Linked DNA regions of Mus musculus: region 1 is linked to region 2. The links are chromatin loops, found by intact Hi-C in ENCODE. Cell type or tissue: heart. All regions are shown on one strand.

Evidence for each region. Hi-C counts contacts between places; a loop is a spot of excess contacts. Peaks named below come from ENCODE experiments on the same cell type or tissue, not always from the same donor. Only the 100,000 strongest peaks of a DNase experiment are listed, where the experiment ranks them.
Region 1: it touches region 2 in a loop (7-fold over the local background); 2 of 42 quality-filtered maps call a loop at or near these places.

Annotation. Positions count from the first base shown.
Region 1 is chrX:53,428,620-53,436,619 of GRCm38, forward strand. It overlaps Etd (embryonic testis differentiation), which reads left to right and starts at 6,299. Exons shown (of 2, transcript NM_175147.2): 1 at 6,299-6,441. In heart, a CTCF peak has its summit at 4,479 (motif pointing right); no DNase peak of the experiment used is centred here.
Region 2 is chrX:53,794,584-53,802,583 of GRCm38, forward strand. Xlr (X-linked lymphocyte-regulated) reads right to left here and starts at 3,123. Exons shown (of 8, transcript NM_001291747.1): 1 at 3,049-3,123; 2 at 1,560-1,637; 3 at 1,190-1,253; 4 at 885-919. The coding sequence starts at 1,629. In heart, a CTCF peak has its summit at 4,702 (motif pointing left); a DNase peak (open chromatin) is centred at 3,138.

The DNA of each region.
Region 1 (8,000 bases), 370 kb before region 2:
GCATGCACATGCAAATGTTGCTCCTCTAGACCCTTGTTTTGTTTTGAGATGGGTTCTCTGACTGAGACCTGGGCCTCAGTGATTAGTGTTAGCTGATTGACTACCAATCCCCAAGGACTTCCAATCTCTGCCTTCTCAGAGCTAGAATTACTAGCATGCACTATCATGCCCAGCCTTTACGTGGGCACTAGCAACCAAACATGGATCCTCCTGCTGCATGCTAAACTCTTTACTGACTGAACTATCTCGCCGGCCCTTATCCATGCCTTTTGAAACCTGGTCTATATAGCCTAAGCTGGCCTGGAATTGCTAAGTGCCCCAGGAAGGATGGCCTCAACATTTTCATCAATCCTCCTGCCGTAGACCACATCATGTTAGGATTGCAAGAATGCACCACCAAACCTGGCATTTATTATTTCTGACACTATGGCATTGAAGCAAGGGGAAGAAGGTATAGTGGAGCAGAATGGACCCAAATCACAAGCCTTCATTGTTTCTCAGGTACTAGCACCCTTAGACGGGTCTGGCAGGAGTTCACATGGGATTTAGCATTTTCTATCTTGACAGGCCAAAACTCATGATGACAAATATCCTTAAAGAGCCTGTCCCATAATCCCTAGGGAGTAGATAGTTGGAGAGGAAGGACATTACTTTTAACTTCTATCATAAACTAGCAGAAGGAACAGCTCAGGCTGGAGGTCCTGGCATCTACATGGAGGCTCAGGCGATCTTCCCCATTTCTCACTTCTATAAACCCATGTGTATCAATTTAACACAGTGCACATTGAAGTACTGTAGACTAGGTGACTTAAACAATGCAAAATTGTTTTGAAATTGATTCCTGTTATGTGACCCACAGTGGCCTTGAGCTCACTGTGGGGCTTAGATTGCCTCAAATACCCAATTCTCTTGCTCTGGGTTTCTACATGCAGGCATTATAGGCACAAGCCAGGGGTGTGGTGGTTTGAAAATGCTTGGCCCGGGGAGTGGCAATATTAGGAGGTGTGGCCTTATTGGAGGAAGTGTGTCACTGTTGGGATGAGACCCTCCTCCTAGCTGCCTGGAAGTCAGTCTTCTCCCAGTAGCCTTCATATGAAAATATAGAATTTTCAGTTTCTCCTGGTCCATGCCTTCCTGGATATTGGCATACTGCCTTGATGATAATGGACTGAACCTCTAAGCCAGTCCCAATTAAATGTTGTCCTTTATAAGAGTTGCTTGGTCATGGTGTCTCTTCATAGAAATGGAAACCCTAATGAAGACACCTGGCTAGAATTTATTTTTGTATATATGGGATGTCCAAGATGAAGGTCTAAGCCAAGGTGATCTCTCTTACAAACTTGTCTTGGTTTCTCTCCAGACAATCTTCTCTGTGTATGGATCTGTGTACTACTTCTCCTCCTCACCTGTCACCAGACAAGGCCACCCTAATGATTGCCAGCATCTCCAAATAGAGCCAGAGTTTGAGAAGACTCATTTACATTTGATTTTAAAGGGATACAGTTCACCTGCTTAACACATGGGTGCGGAACTCCAAAAGAGCTCACTGGATGCTAAGGGGCCTTCTAGGTTAAGCTGTGTATGCTAAAAATCTAAAGGCCTGTCTCTAAAAATAGCAACTGTTTGATCTTTAAATCTGTGTGAAGTTTTGTTCACTAGACCTAGTGTAGGTAGATGTACAGACAAATGAAGTCATGGGTCTGGATTCCTCGACGTTCTGCCCACTGGGCTTTTTTCCCCCACACACTTTGTAGGGCTTTATTTATTTATTTATTTATCTATCTATCTATTTATTTATTTATTTATTTATTTATTAAATTAGGTATTTTCCTCATTTACATTTCCAATGCTATCCCAAAAGTCCCCCATACCCTCCCTTCCACACCCCTACCCACCCACTCCCACTTTTTGGCCCTGGCATTCCCCTGTACTGGGGCATATAAAGTTTGCCTCTCCAATGGGCCTCTCTTTCCAGTGATGGCTTACCAGGCCATCTTTTGATACATATGCAGCTAGAGTCAAGAGCTCAGGGGTACTGGTTAGTTCATAATGTTGTTCCACCTATAGGGTTGCAGATCCCTTTAGCTCCTTGGGTACTTTCTCTAGCTCCTCCATTGGGGGCCCTGTGATCCACCCAATAGCTGACTGTGAGCATTCACTTATGTGTTTGCTAGGCCCCAGCAGAGTCTCACTAGAGACAGCTATATCAGGGTCCTATCAGCAAAATCTTGCTAGTATATGCAATGGTGTCAGCGTTTGGAAGTTGATTATGGGATGGATCCCTGGATATGGTAGTCTCTAGATGGTCCATCCTTTTGTCTCAGCTCCAAACTTTGTCTCTGTAACTCCTTCCATGGGTGTTTTGTTCCCAATTCTAAGAAGGGTCTTTGTTCTTCTTGAGTTTCATGTGTTTTGCAAATTGTAACTTATATCTTGCTCCACTATGTTCATAGCAGCCTTATTTATAATAGCCAGAAGCTGGAAAGAACCCAGATGCCCCTCAACAGAGGAATGGATACAGAAAATGTGGTACATTTACACAATGGAGTACTACTAAGCTATTAAAAAGAATGAATTTATGAAATTCCTAGGTTGGACCTGGAGGGCATTATCCTGAGTGAGGTAACCCAATCACAAAAGAACTCAAATGATATGTACTCACTGATAAGTGGATATTATCCCAGAAACTTAGAATACCCAAGATATAAGTTACAATTTGTAGGGCTTTTCTTCCACACACTTCCCACCAAAGGACCCTTGGTATTTTCTCTGTAGCCACTGAACTGGATTAGGGTGAGACTGCTTGCTTAGACTTTGCATCTACTTCTTTTGTAGAACCTTCTAGTTTGTATAACTGAAATGCTTCATTTTACCCTTTTATTTTTGAGATGTGGTCTTATGTAGCCCAGTGTGGCCTCAAACTCACTGTGTGAGTGAGACTGACTTTAAAGTGTTGCTCTTCCTGTCCTTGCCTCCTGAGTGTCAGAATTGCATATCTGTGCCATTACATTCAACATTGTGACTGATATTTTTTTAAAGAAACTTTGATAGCAAGTTGGGGAGATAGCACAGGCAGGACTCTTGTACAGGGTGTCATGTATTTCAGGCTGAGCCTTGAACTCATCACATAGTCGAGGGTAACCTTCAGCTTCTCACTCTCATGCCTCCATCTCCTGGGCATCTGTGTTTGTTTGTTTCAGTAGTAGGGATAAAACCTGTAGTCTTTTATGTGCTAGTCAGACAGTTTATATCTGAGAAACATCCCTAGCCTAGGCCATGACTTCTTGCATCTTCAGATTACATAGGAAGAAAGCAGTTTCTGGGAACTCATTTATAAAGGTATTCATCTCATTGAGGAAGGCAATACCTACAACTTCCACAGGCTTTACTTCCTTATCATGTCTCACTGGTAATTTTCTTCTGTACTTATTGCTAATTTTATATGCAGGAGTAGGTAGACTGGAAAATACTAAGAATCTTATCATCAGGTTGGTATTCTCCAAGTGGTACTATAGGTGACCTTCTTATTTCTAAGACATCATACTTTCAATAGAGACATTGTTTTGCCTTCCACCGAGTGAGATACAGTGGCCTCTTAAATTCTCCAGCATAGAGATATGAGGCACAATGAGCCTAAACCCCAGATAAACATACTCCCATGGGTCTGGCAGTAGGCAAGAACATAACTACTCTCAGTATGTATCCAGTGAAATCAAATTCAAACCCCATCATGTTGTCCAGGTCTCTATACCAATATGGAACAATCATCATCATTCTTTGTTTCAATAGCAAGTAAAAGAAACTCTTGATGAGTGGTTACATGCGAGGGGCTGCCAATGTGGCTCGGTGGATAAGGACACTTGGCATCAAGCCTAAACAACTGCATTCCATCCTCAGAACCCACAGTGAGAATAAATTCCTTAAAGTTGTTTTTTTGACACACACACACTGAATGAATGAATGAATGAATGAATGAATGAATGAATCAATGAATCAATGTCAAAAAACTTTAAAGGAGCTAAGCGCATGCATAGTATTATAAATGTAGCAATTAGAGTTCTAAACTACTACTCTTCTAGGAAGGACATAGCCATAGTTACTTGTCCTAACTACGTGTAAAGCTTGAATGTTCTACCCTGGGGTTATATCCTCATTGATATTTGCTCTGCAATCTGGATTACAGCATCCATCCATCAGACTACAATTAGACATTTCCATGGCCAGCAAAATGTCTCTGGGCAAAAGGTAGCTGCTTGCCAACCCTGATGATCTGAGTTCAATTTCTGGAACCCACATTGTGGAAGGATAAAACCAACTCTTATTTATCCTCTGACCTCCAGGGATGACATGCAGCACATATGTTCATGTGTATAATTATATCAGGTATACACACACACACACACCGAACCACACCACAAAAATTAATAGCAAGGTGTTTGAAAAGGTAATCTCTAGTTCAGCCACCAGATGGCAGAGCTGTACAAGTTAATAGCTTCTGTAAGGAAAGTGTGTTACCTTTTCATGATACACCTGAACCAAAGATCAAATGTACCTGACATATGCTACCTTAGATAGACACTAAGAACACTGCATTAGTTTCTTATGTTATTTTGCATTTATTTTAATGTAATTAAAAATCTAAAATATATACTTACCTGCACAAAATCTTGTTTCTTCTTTGTAACAAACTCCTGCGAAGGTCTTTTCAACATCCTAAGTATTCTTTTATGACATTCTTTTCATTTTCTTCCTTTGGAAATGTCATATATGTAAATAGTGTGTCTTGAACATTTTTACCCTTAATTCCTTCCTCCCAACCCCTCAGGGAACCTCAATTCCCTCCTCCAATTCTCCTCAAGTAATCCGAACCTAGCATGCCTCTCCTTCCTTGTTTCAAGTTTTTTTACCTTTATTAATTTATTTTGAATGAGGCTGAGGTGAGATATTCCACAGCACAAGCATAAAGGTCAACCTGGGAAAGTGGTTTTCGCCTTCCGTTGTACAGGTCTTGGGGTACAATTTAGATTGTCAGACTTTGAGCATCTGTCACCCCAGCCCCTTTAAAAAAGATACTTTTATTAAGTTTTAAATTGTGTATATATATTTGTGTCTGTGTACAGGAGTGCAGTTACCAGAGAAAGCCAGGAGAAGTCAGAAGTGTTAGATTCCCTGGACCTGGAGTGAAGCTATCCAATATGAGAGCTTGGAATTGATCTTGTGGGTACCCAGAATGGAGTTCAGATCTCCTGGAGCTTGGTCCTCTGTAAGAACAATATATGATCTTAACTAACCACTGAGCCATTTCTCCAGGCCACTCCCCTTTTGAGACAATGCCCTAAGTAGTCCAGGTTGGATTCACTATGTAGCTGATCTTGAGCTCCTAAGCCTCATGCTTCGACTTTTGCAAGTGCTAGAAATATAAGCCCAAGAAACCATGCTTGGCTATAGGGCATTCTTTTCTAATACTTAATTATTACTGTTTTTTTTTAAATGTAAGGTCTGTGATATAGGTTGGTGGTAGAGCCCTTACAAGCACAAAGCCCTGGCTTTATTCCCTGGAATCCAGTGTGTGTGTGGGGGGGGGAGGGAAATCCCAGGAAGGATGTTGCAGAGGGATTGTGAGTTGGAGGTTAAGTCTGAACTATACAAGAAACTTATCAGAAATCACTAACAATAACAGTCAAAACGTACAGGCAATATGTAAATTGTTGTGTTTAAATCATTTTGCATGTCAATAATGAACTCCTTGGCTTAATGTACTAATTACTAAAGGAGGGAATGTAAGGACAATGTAATTTTTTGGCTGGGGCTCACATTTTCAAGTGGTATTCAAGACAGAACGACCAAGATACTCCTAGCAGCCCTGGGGAAGGTTGCTGAGCATGCTCTCTCCCTTGAGATATTATTCCAACTTTGGAAGTTTGGAAGCTAAGAAAGCAATTGCACCTCTTCAACAATCAAACCTAAGGGGAACACCAGGCTTGCATTTTTGACCCCAAGTGTGCTAAGCACGGCAAGCCAGAAGTGAAGGAAGCAGGTATTTCTATTCTCATGTTGGAAGGCCATGAGGGCTGGCCAAAACCAATCTAAACTGATAAGCCAGGAGTTGTGGAGAAATGCTGCAGAGGCAAAAAATGGGTTAGCACAGGATTGGTGGCTCTTGATCAGTATGCTCTCCTTGAGCTCTTCAGCTACTGTGTTTCTTTGTGTGTGAAGGGGAGTGGATATAAAGGGAGGAGTACAAGACATTTGCATCCCTAGTGCTGATATCCTACATTCTGAAAAGGACACATTTGGAACAAATGTGAACAAAAGGACACATCCCACATCCCACATCCCTCTCTCCCAGAGGGCGATTCTGGAACGCTGAGGTTTGTTCATACTGCTTCTTCTCTCACCGCACAACAAGACTACAGGTGCAGACGGACACCCAGAGCCAAGGTAAGCTTATTGGAGATGGAAACAGAAACAATCTCTTTGGCCCCTAAACAGAACTGGGCCCATCTTCCTTGCTTGCATAGAATTGACAGTATATCGCACTGTGAATGCCTCATTGAGGAGCAATTAGAATAAACTAGGAAGTCTTTCAGCTGATGCACGTTTTTTTTTTTAACAGGACCTTTTGGTGCCCCCAAAGAACTAAACCCACACCTGCCTCTAAGGAAGGTACCAGGCTCCAGTGGTCACTGAAGTTAACTTGAGATAGTGGCTCTGAGTTCTTTGTCTCATGTCAATGAAAATAAAAGGTGTTGACTCTTGTAGGAGTATGCAGAGCAGAAACAGACTTTATTAAGAATTATTTAAAAGTAAAAGATGGAGGGAAAGATAGATTACTCCTTAAAGTAGGAAGAGTTTCCAAGAAAGGAAATGTCATCGAGCTCCGTTGTCTAGGGATTTTTATAGGACCATGGCAGAAACTGGACAAAGATGGTGGTAATCTCTGCTGAGATCAGCTAATTCTGTGGGCTCTCATAGACCATGCTCTATACATCTCCTTATGGCCCAATTTCTGTTCAGATACTGTCCATCTCGTTAGGGGTAGTTGAAGCCCCTCCTATTCATCACTGAGTAGCTTTGTTAATTATTGACCTTGACTGTATGCTGTTAGTCATTTGGCCAACTTTACTACCCTCTGAAGTTGGACGTGTCTTATACTAGACTAAGTTCTTTTTGGACTCACATTACATAAGCAGTTTGGGGCTTTACCTCATCAGAGAGCTAACTCTTTCATAGCTGCCAAGGCGTAGCTGTGCTGTTTCTTGATTACACCACATTTGGCTCCTCAACTATGGAGGTATAAGGTGGCCTCTTAAGCAAGAGCTTTTTAGAAACCATCCTGGTACATTCTAGAGGTCTGCCCTGGGTTTGTTTTCTCTTGCAGTTAAAGAATTAAGAGGCAGCTAAAAAAAAAATCTCAAACATGACAGGCAGGATCAGGGAGAATCTCAGACATACAGATAAAGTGAACAGATGAAAAATACCTTTAGGCCGGGCAGTGGTGGCGCACACCTTTAATCCCAGCACTTGGGAGGCAGAGGCAGGCAGATTTCTGAGTTCAAAGCCGGCCTGGTCTACAAAGTGAATTCCAGGACAGCCAGGGCTATACAGAGAAACCCTGTCTCGAAAAATCAAATAAATAAATAAATAAATAAATAAATAAATAAATAAATAAAACCTTTGTTAAAGGTGAAAAAGCATACACACACACATTCACACACTCACATACAGACAAGTACACACATATACAAACAGAGGCAAAGACCCTCCCTGGAAAGTACAGGGTGCTGAGGAAGCTGAAGTCAGACCTTTCCTGGAGGCCTGGGGGTTGTAAGGTTCTTTAGTAGGCTTGAATGTAAGGATGTAAGGCCTTTCCCCATAATTTAGAGTTGGTCAATGTAAATGAAGAAAGGGAAACTGATAGGCCCACTGCTTTGGGTAAACGCATCGTGGTTTAGCCTGGATCAGTCTGCAGGGAACCCTCTGACAGGAGAAGAAGCCTA
Region 2 (8,000 bases):
CTCAGAATACCCACAATGTAATTCAGACCACATGAAGCTCAAGAAGAAGGAAGAGGAAAATGTGGGTGTTTCAGTCCTTCTTAGAATGGGGAACAAAATACTCCTGGGCAGAAATATGGAGACAAAGTGCAGAGCAGAGACTGAAGGAATGACCATGTAGAGTCTGCCCAACTTGTGGATCCATCCCATATACAGACACCAAACCCAGTCACTATTGTGAATGCCAACAAGTGCTTGCTGATAGGAGCCTAATATGGCTGTCTCTTGAGAGGCTCTGCCAGAGCTTGGCAAGAACAGAGGCTGATGCTCACAGCCAACCATAAGACTGATCATGGGGTCCCTAGTGGAGGAGTTAGAGGAAGGACTGAAGGAGCTGAAGGGTTTTGCAACCTTATAGGAAGAGCAACAACATGAACCAACCAGACCCCCCAGATCCACCAGGGACTAAACCACCAACAAAGAGGGGGACCCATGGCTCCTGCTGCATATATAGCAGAGGATGGCCTTGTCAGACATCAGTGGGAGGAGAGGTCCTTGGTCCTGTGAAGGCTCGAAGCTCCATTGTAGGCAAATGCCAGGGTGGGGAGGTGGGAGTGGGTGGGTGGGGGAACACCCTCATAGAAGCACAGGGAGGGCTAATGGAATATGGATTTTCTGGGGTGAAACCAGGAAAGGGCTAATATTTGAAATGTACATAAAGATAATATCGGATAAAAATAAATAAATAACTAAATAAAAATTAAAATAACAATATTCACAAAATACTACATATAAATAGGAATAAGTCATTCAGATGTCATAGAGTATATTAACTAATATTTCCTAATATATAAATTATGTTAATACTATATAGTTTTAAACAAATTATATATCCAAAAATGTACCTTCAAATTTTCCCAGAATATTTTGTACTGGAGATCTGTGAAGAAATTAAAGTTTTAAAAAGTAAGGATTCTGAAGATACAGTTTGATGGCTCAGCTTTTGTCCTACAAGCAGGTCGATGAGAGTTGCCCCACAGCATTACATCCTCCAAGAAATCCATTCAGATTAAGGATTAATCTTACGGAATTCTTGTTTGGAATATACATCATATGCTAAATATTAATATAGATTACTTGCTATACAATCAATTAAACTTTTCTGGAAGTACTTACACTATGAAGGAAATAATAAGTTTGAACATATTACCGTGTATCTCCAACTACTTCTTCAGGATTTGCATTCTCATCATCACGAGTTACTGGATTATGTTCTGGGTTGGCAATAAAACGAGATATTAAAACATTTTTTTTTGCAAATTTTAATGAAACACTTTGTGATCATTCAGGCATAGTGCCAATATTAGGTTTTAAACAGATTTATTATTTGTCCAGAGGTTAAACAAAATCAAGTAATGTCTACTTGTCATCTAAAAATATGTTTTAAGCTAGTTATTTACATGCTGTGATTAAAGACAAGAGATACAATATGAGATTTTCGATCTCTGTTACAAGCCTAATTAGAATAACTGAGAAAAAAGGAAGTGTAACATCAATGCCCAACATTATATATCTGGTACCTTCAATAACGTCCAATTCTGGAGCATTCCCATCTTGCATTTCATCACTTGACAAGTCCCAGTTTTCCATTGTTGTCTCTAGAGAATATTCAAAACACTGCCTTTCCACTAAGAAATTTAGGTTTTCTGATTTAGAATAAAAAGAAATTTTCTCAAGCCATTTGAATCCCCAAAATCACTTAAGCTAATAAAATTGAAATATATAATAACATTAAGGAATGATTTTTATAAAAACAGCACTTCATAATTGCATGAAGGGTTTAAAGATAAAACCATATTTCTATTACCCTCTGATTTAATACTAAAGACCTTAGTATTTAAATATGGAACACAATAGTTGCCTTCAAAAATAGTCATTAATAACCTCAACTTCAATATGTACACATTTTAAAAAAAGAATTAGTTAAGTTGAATGAAGTATTTTGGGCTACACACACACACACACACACACAAACACACACATACACTATGATGGCTTTAACTGTGACTTCAAGTGGGTTTATATCTAATCAGAGGAGGATCTGCATTTTGGTTCCACTCCTGCTAGGTTTTTGATAAATTTGAGCAAATGTGTCTGCATCTCAATCTCCAAATAAAATCATAGTTCCTATTATCACAAGCAAGCTCCTCAATCATTTCCATCGCAATACAAATCTAAAGCAAATCTAAAATATAAAGTTCTGCCTGGCTGGACACATATTTTACTCCTACAGCAAGAAGTTCTGGGTTCAATCTTCAACAATAAAAAAAAAACCAAAAAAAATTAAAAATAAAAAATAAAACAAGCATGTTTCCTCCGGTTCCTGTACATTTGTAAGGCTGAGGACTTCACTTTCAAGGAAAGTCCAAGCTGCACATGAGGTTTCCAACACGCCTGAGATACAGAGTTAGAGCTCACTTCCCTAAACCAAAACAACACATAAATAAACACAGCCTGGCCTGAATTATGTCTGAAGTCCCAGCATTTCTGAGGCTGAGAGGAGCCTCTGGATTTGGAGGCAGTTTGGAGCCTATATATACAAATTTCGGCAATCTGGCCTTTCAATACCAGGTAGAGGAAAATGAAGACTGGTCTTCAGTTTGTTTTTCATGAATTCCTGGTGGGCAGCAGCAGCAACAGCACTGAAAACGTTCTAGTCTGTTTCCACCACTAACCGACATCCAGTTTACTCACACCTCACATCCCCAGGCCCCAGAAAGACTTTCAGGGTCTCCAATTCCCTGGCCTTCCTGCTTTCTGCTAGGTGCTGTCTGTTTAAACTCCTGCCCTTAGCGAAGTTTTCCGTTTTTCTCCACAGAGGCCTAGGTGGGTAAAGTCGATTGTGAACCCGGAAGTAGCACAGTCCAGAGTCCCGTGAGGGTCACCTCCTCTCCTTACTCCTGAAGTAGCACGTCCGCCCCTCCACCCGGACCCCCAGCTGAACCAGGATTAACCAACTTTCAACAGGTCACTGACTCCCTCCACAGAGACTTCTCCCTACCATGATACCTCAAGAACTTCTCGGCTTCCTCAAGAACTTCGCTTCCTCAAGAACTCGGCTTCGTGGCCACCACAAAGCATACTGGGTAACAGGGTTGGGACAGCGGGAAAACAGTCTCAGCCAAGCCCCTTGCTGATTGGCCGTGTTTGCACATGCGTACTAAGGGTGAGAGAGGCTCTATCTGTCTTCTGTCATCGAAGCAGCAAAAAGGAGGTAGTATTTTAGCTGCCACTACTACCCAGAGGCTTTCCATTTTCCAAGTTTGCAATACTAACTTGAAAGTTAAAATAAAATGAATTCCCAAAAGACTCTCCTACTTTGTTTCAGTTGAAGGGGCTGTTGTGTGCAATTCTAAATTGTTTTATTTATTTAACTAACGTGTTTTTGCATGTTTGTATTTATACAACATGCATGTCTGGGGTTCGTAGAAAATAGAACAGGATGCCAAATCACCTGGATCTAGAATTAAAAATGGCTGTGAGCCATTATGTGGGTCCTAGGAACTAAACCTTGGTTCTCTCCAAGAGCAACAAATGCTCTTAATTTCTAAGCCATCTTTCCATCCCTTTCCTGTGTGTGTTTTAAGGTATGCTGGATCAATTTCTCTCGATAGGTGTTTATTTTTACTATACAGTGGACATTATAAAAATATGACATTTTCCTAATATTGTCTATTTCCAGAAAAAGAAAAAAAAACACCATAATTTTAATGGATTGTGTAAATCATAAAAAAGAGATTCAGTAAAAATTATGTATATACATTTCAGTATATGTGTGCATAAGGAGGCATCTGGTGTATTCTCAATCATATTCCAACTTACATTGTTTTTTTGGGGGGCTTTTTGTTTTTGTTTTTGTTTTTTGAGACAGGGTTTCTCTGTATAGCCCTGGTTGTCCTGAAACTCACCCTGTAGACCAGGGTGGCCTCAAACACAGAAATCCCCCTGCCTGGGCCTCTCAACTGCTGAGATTTAAGGCATGCGCCACCATCGCCTGACCCAACTTAAATCTTGAGACAGGGTCTCTCTGAATCTGCAGCTCACCAATGCCACTAGCCTGGATAGCCAGCAAGCTGACTCCACCTACTCAGCACTGGGCTGCAGCCTGCCTTTTTAAAGTGTATCCTAGGCCCCCACCTAAGTCCATATACTTTCAAGAAAAGCACTTTACCAAAAGAGCCATCTCTCTAGCCCCTCTGCGAGGTTTGTTCTGTTGCTGTAGCCAATGTCTCTATTTTTTTTCTTTTTTCTTTTTGTATTTCTGTAATCATGCCTAAGTTTGGCTCCTAAAATGTTTAATCCTGGTCTTGTTTGTTTCTTTACAACAGCAAATTGGATTGCTTGCTCACATTGCAATTTGCAGTTAATTGGGCAAACTGGACAAACTAACATTCCATTTGCGAGGCTTATTGCTCTGTTTTGTTTGTTTGGTAGGTTTTTTTGTTAATTTGGTGGGTTGGTTGTTGTTTTTTTTCCTGCCACTGAAGATGAAACGCATAGCTTTTACATGATGCTGTACCACTGAGCTACATCTTCAGCTATTCTTTAGGTCTGAACGTTGGGTGAGAAGTCATCTGTATGTGTTTTTAAGAAAACTGCAATTACTGTGAAACCTAAAATTATCCCCCTATACTATAGGGTTTATAGAGATCTGGTGCCCTCTTCTGGCCTCTTCAAACAATAGGCAAATATCTCCAAAAACACATACCTCCAGATTTATCCAACATACTGTCTAGTTCATCTCTGTGAAGAAAGGACGATAAAAAATTAAAGCTAGAAATATAGTGGACTGGTAGGGCATTTGCCTAGCACACACAAAACTCTACACAGAAACTTCTTAATTATTTATAATAAATATATAATGTTTGGTTTGGAACAAATGTCATATGCATATAAATTACATAGTGGACAACAAAAGTGAACCTGTATTATGTACTTTTAACAATTCATATATTTATACCCCACAGTAGTTTATTCATAATTCTCCCACTCTTGCTGAGACCCTTCTTCTTCCCAGATGGTCCACCTCTTATTTTTATGATGTTTCTCCTTTCCTTTGTGCGTATATCTGGGAAGACCTCCTGCAGGTGGTCCTATTGTTTTAGTTGCTATGTGACTTGAAAAACTTGAACAAATTTGTAACATATGAAACACTGCAAATGGCACTACTTTATTTCAACTGTAGAGGTTCTTGTATGCAATTTTGGTTTTTATATATTAATGTGTATAAACATTTAATGTGTGTGGACATTTTCTTCAAGTGCATATATACACTACAAAAGTCTATGCTGCCTTAAGAGATCAGAATGGAGCATCCAGATCTCCTACAACCCCCCTGGTATTCTCCTCGATCCGCCTTCCTAGTACTGAGCTTGATTATAACAGTGTGCTAGGTCCTGCAGGCCTTCTCTCTCACTTATGCCTCTGTTGCCTACAGAGGCTGGAATTGTGCATGATTATCTCAAACTTTAGTTGTGCATAAATTGAGAGCCATGTTGTGGGTGCTTTGTTCCCAGTCCTTTGCATAGAAAAGGTGCTTTTTACAGCTGAGTCATTTTTCCAACCACTGTTTTGTGCACTTATTTGCAATTTCCTGGCCTCTTCAGGTCCCAGGCATATATCTGGTGTGTTTAAATTTATGTTGACCCAAAACACACACACACACACACACACACACACACACACACACACACACACACACACACACTCATATATTTTTAAATTTGCATATTTCTCTATAACTCCTTTTGTCCTATTTCATGCCTTGTCCAGCTTCCTTGTGAGGGGTATTCCTTTTGTATTGTTATTTTTTTTGTTGTTTTTTGGTTGTTGTTTCCTTTTTCAGTTTTTTACTAGATATTTTCTTCATTTACATTTCAAGTGATATCCTGAAAGTCCCCTATACCCTGCCCCCACCCCGTCCTACTCCCCTACCCATCCACTCCCATTTCTTGGCCCTGGAATTCTCCCGTACTGGGGCATATAAAGTTTGCATGACCAAGGGGGCTCTCGTCCCAATGATGGCTGACTAGGCCATCTTCTGCTACATATGAAGCTAGAGACACGAGCTCTGGGTGTACTGGTTCATATTGTTGTTCCACCTATGTGCTTGCAGACCCCTTTTGCTCCTTGGGAACTTTCTCTAGCTCCTCCACTGGGGGCCCTGTGATCCATCCAATAGCTGACTGTGAGCATCCACTTCTGTATTTGCTAGGCCCAAGAAAAGCGTCACAAGAGACAGCTATATCAGGGTCCTTTCAGTAAAATCTTGCTAGTGTATGCAATGGTGTCATCTTTGGAGGCTGATTATGGGATGGATCCCCCGGTATGGCAGTCTCTAGATGGTCCATCCTTTCGTCTCAGCTCTAAACTTTGTCTCTGTAACTCCTTCCATGGATGTTTTGTTCCCAATTCTAAAAAGGGCAAAGTGTACACACTTTGGTCTTCTTTGTTCTTGAGTATCATGTGTTTTGTAAATTGTATCTTGTATCTTTGGTATTCTACGTTTCTGGGCTAATATCCACTTATCAGTGAGTACATATCATGTGAGTTCTTTTGTGATTGGGTTACCTCACTCAGGATGATGCCCTCCAGGTCCAACCATTTGCCTAGGAATTTCATAAATTCATTTTTTAAAATAACTGAGTAGTAGTCCATTGTGTAAATGTACCACATTTTCTGTATCCATTCCTCTGTTGCGGGGCATCTGGGTACTTTCCAGCTTCTGGCTATTATAAATAAGGCTGCTATGAACATAGTGGAGCATGTGACCTTCTTACTGGTTGGAACATCTTCTGGATATATGCCCAGGAGAGGTATTGCAGGATCCTCTGGTAGTACTATGTCCAATTTTCTGAGGAACCACCAGACTGATTTCCAGAGTGGTTGTACAAGCTTGCAATCCCACCAACAGTGGAGGAGTGTTTTTCTTTCTCCACATCCGCACCAGCCTCTGCTGTTACCTGAATATTGAATATTAGCCATTCTGACTGGTGATCCAACACCCATTCACGATAAAAAGTCTTGGAAAGATCAGGAATTCAAGACCAATACCTAAACATGATAAAAGCAATCTACAGCAAACCAGTAGTCAACATCAAAGTAAATGGTGAAAAGCTAGAAGCAATCTCACTAAAATCAGGGACTAGACAAGGCTGCCAACTTTCTCCCTACCTATTCAACATTGTAATTGAAGCTCCAGCCAGAGCAATTCGACAACAAAAGGAGACAAAGGGGATACAAATTGGAAAGGAAGAAGTCAAAATATCACAGTTTGCGGATGATATGATAGTATACATAAGTGACCCTGAAAATTCCACCAGAGTACTCCTAAGCCTGATAAACAGCTTCAGTGAAGTAGCTGGATATAAAATTAACTCAAACAAATCAATGGCCTTTCTCTAAACAAAGGATAAACAGGCTGAGAAAGAAATTAGGGAAACAATACCCTTCTTTTTAAAAAATTTTTTTTACTTACATATTTTCCTCAATTACATTTCCAATGCTATCCCAAAAGTCCCCCATACCCTCCCCACCCACTCCCCTACCCACCCATTCCCAGTTTTTGGCCCTGTTGTTCCCCTGTACTGGGGCATATAAAGTTTGCATGTCCAATGGGCCTCTCTTTCCAGTGATGGCTGACTAGGCCATCTTTTGATACATATGCAGCTAGAGTCAAGAGCTCTGGGGTACTGGTTAGTTCATAATGTTGTTGCACCTAGAGGGTTGCAGATCTCTTTAACTCCTTGTATACTTTCTCTAGCTCCTCCATTGGGGGCCCTGTGATCCATCCAATAGCTGACTGTGAGCATCCAATTATGTGTTTGCTAGGCCCCGGCCTAGTCTCACAAGAGACACCTATATCAGGGTCCTTTCACAAACGCTTGCTAGTGTATGCAATGGTGTCATCGTTTGGAGGCTAATTATGGGACGGATCCCTGGAAATGGCAGTCTCTAGATGG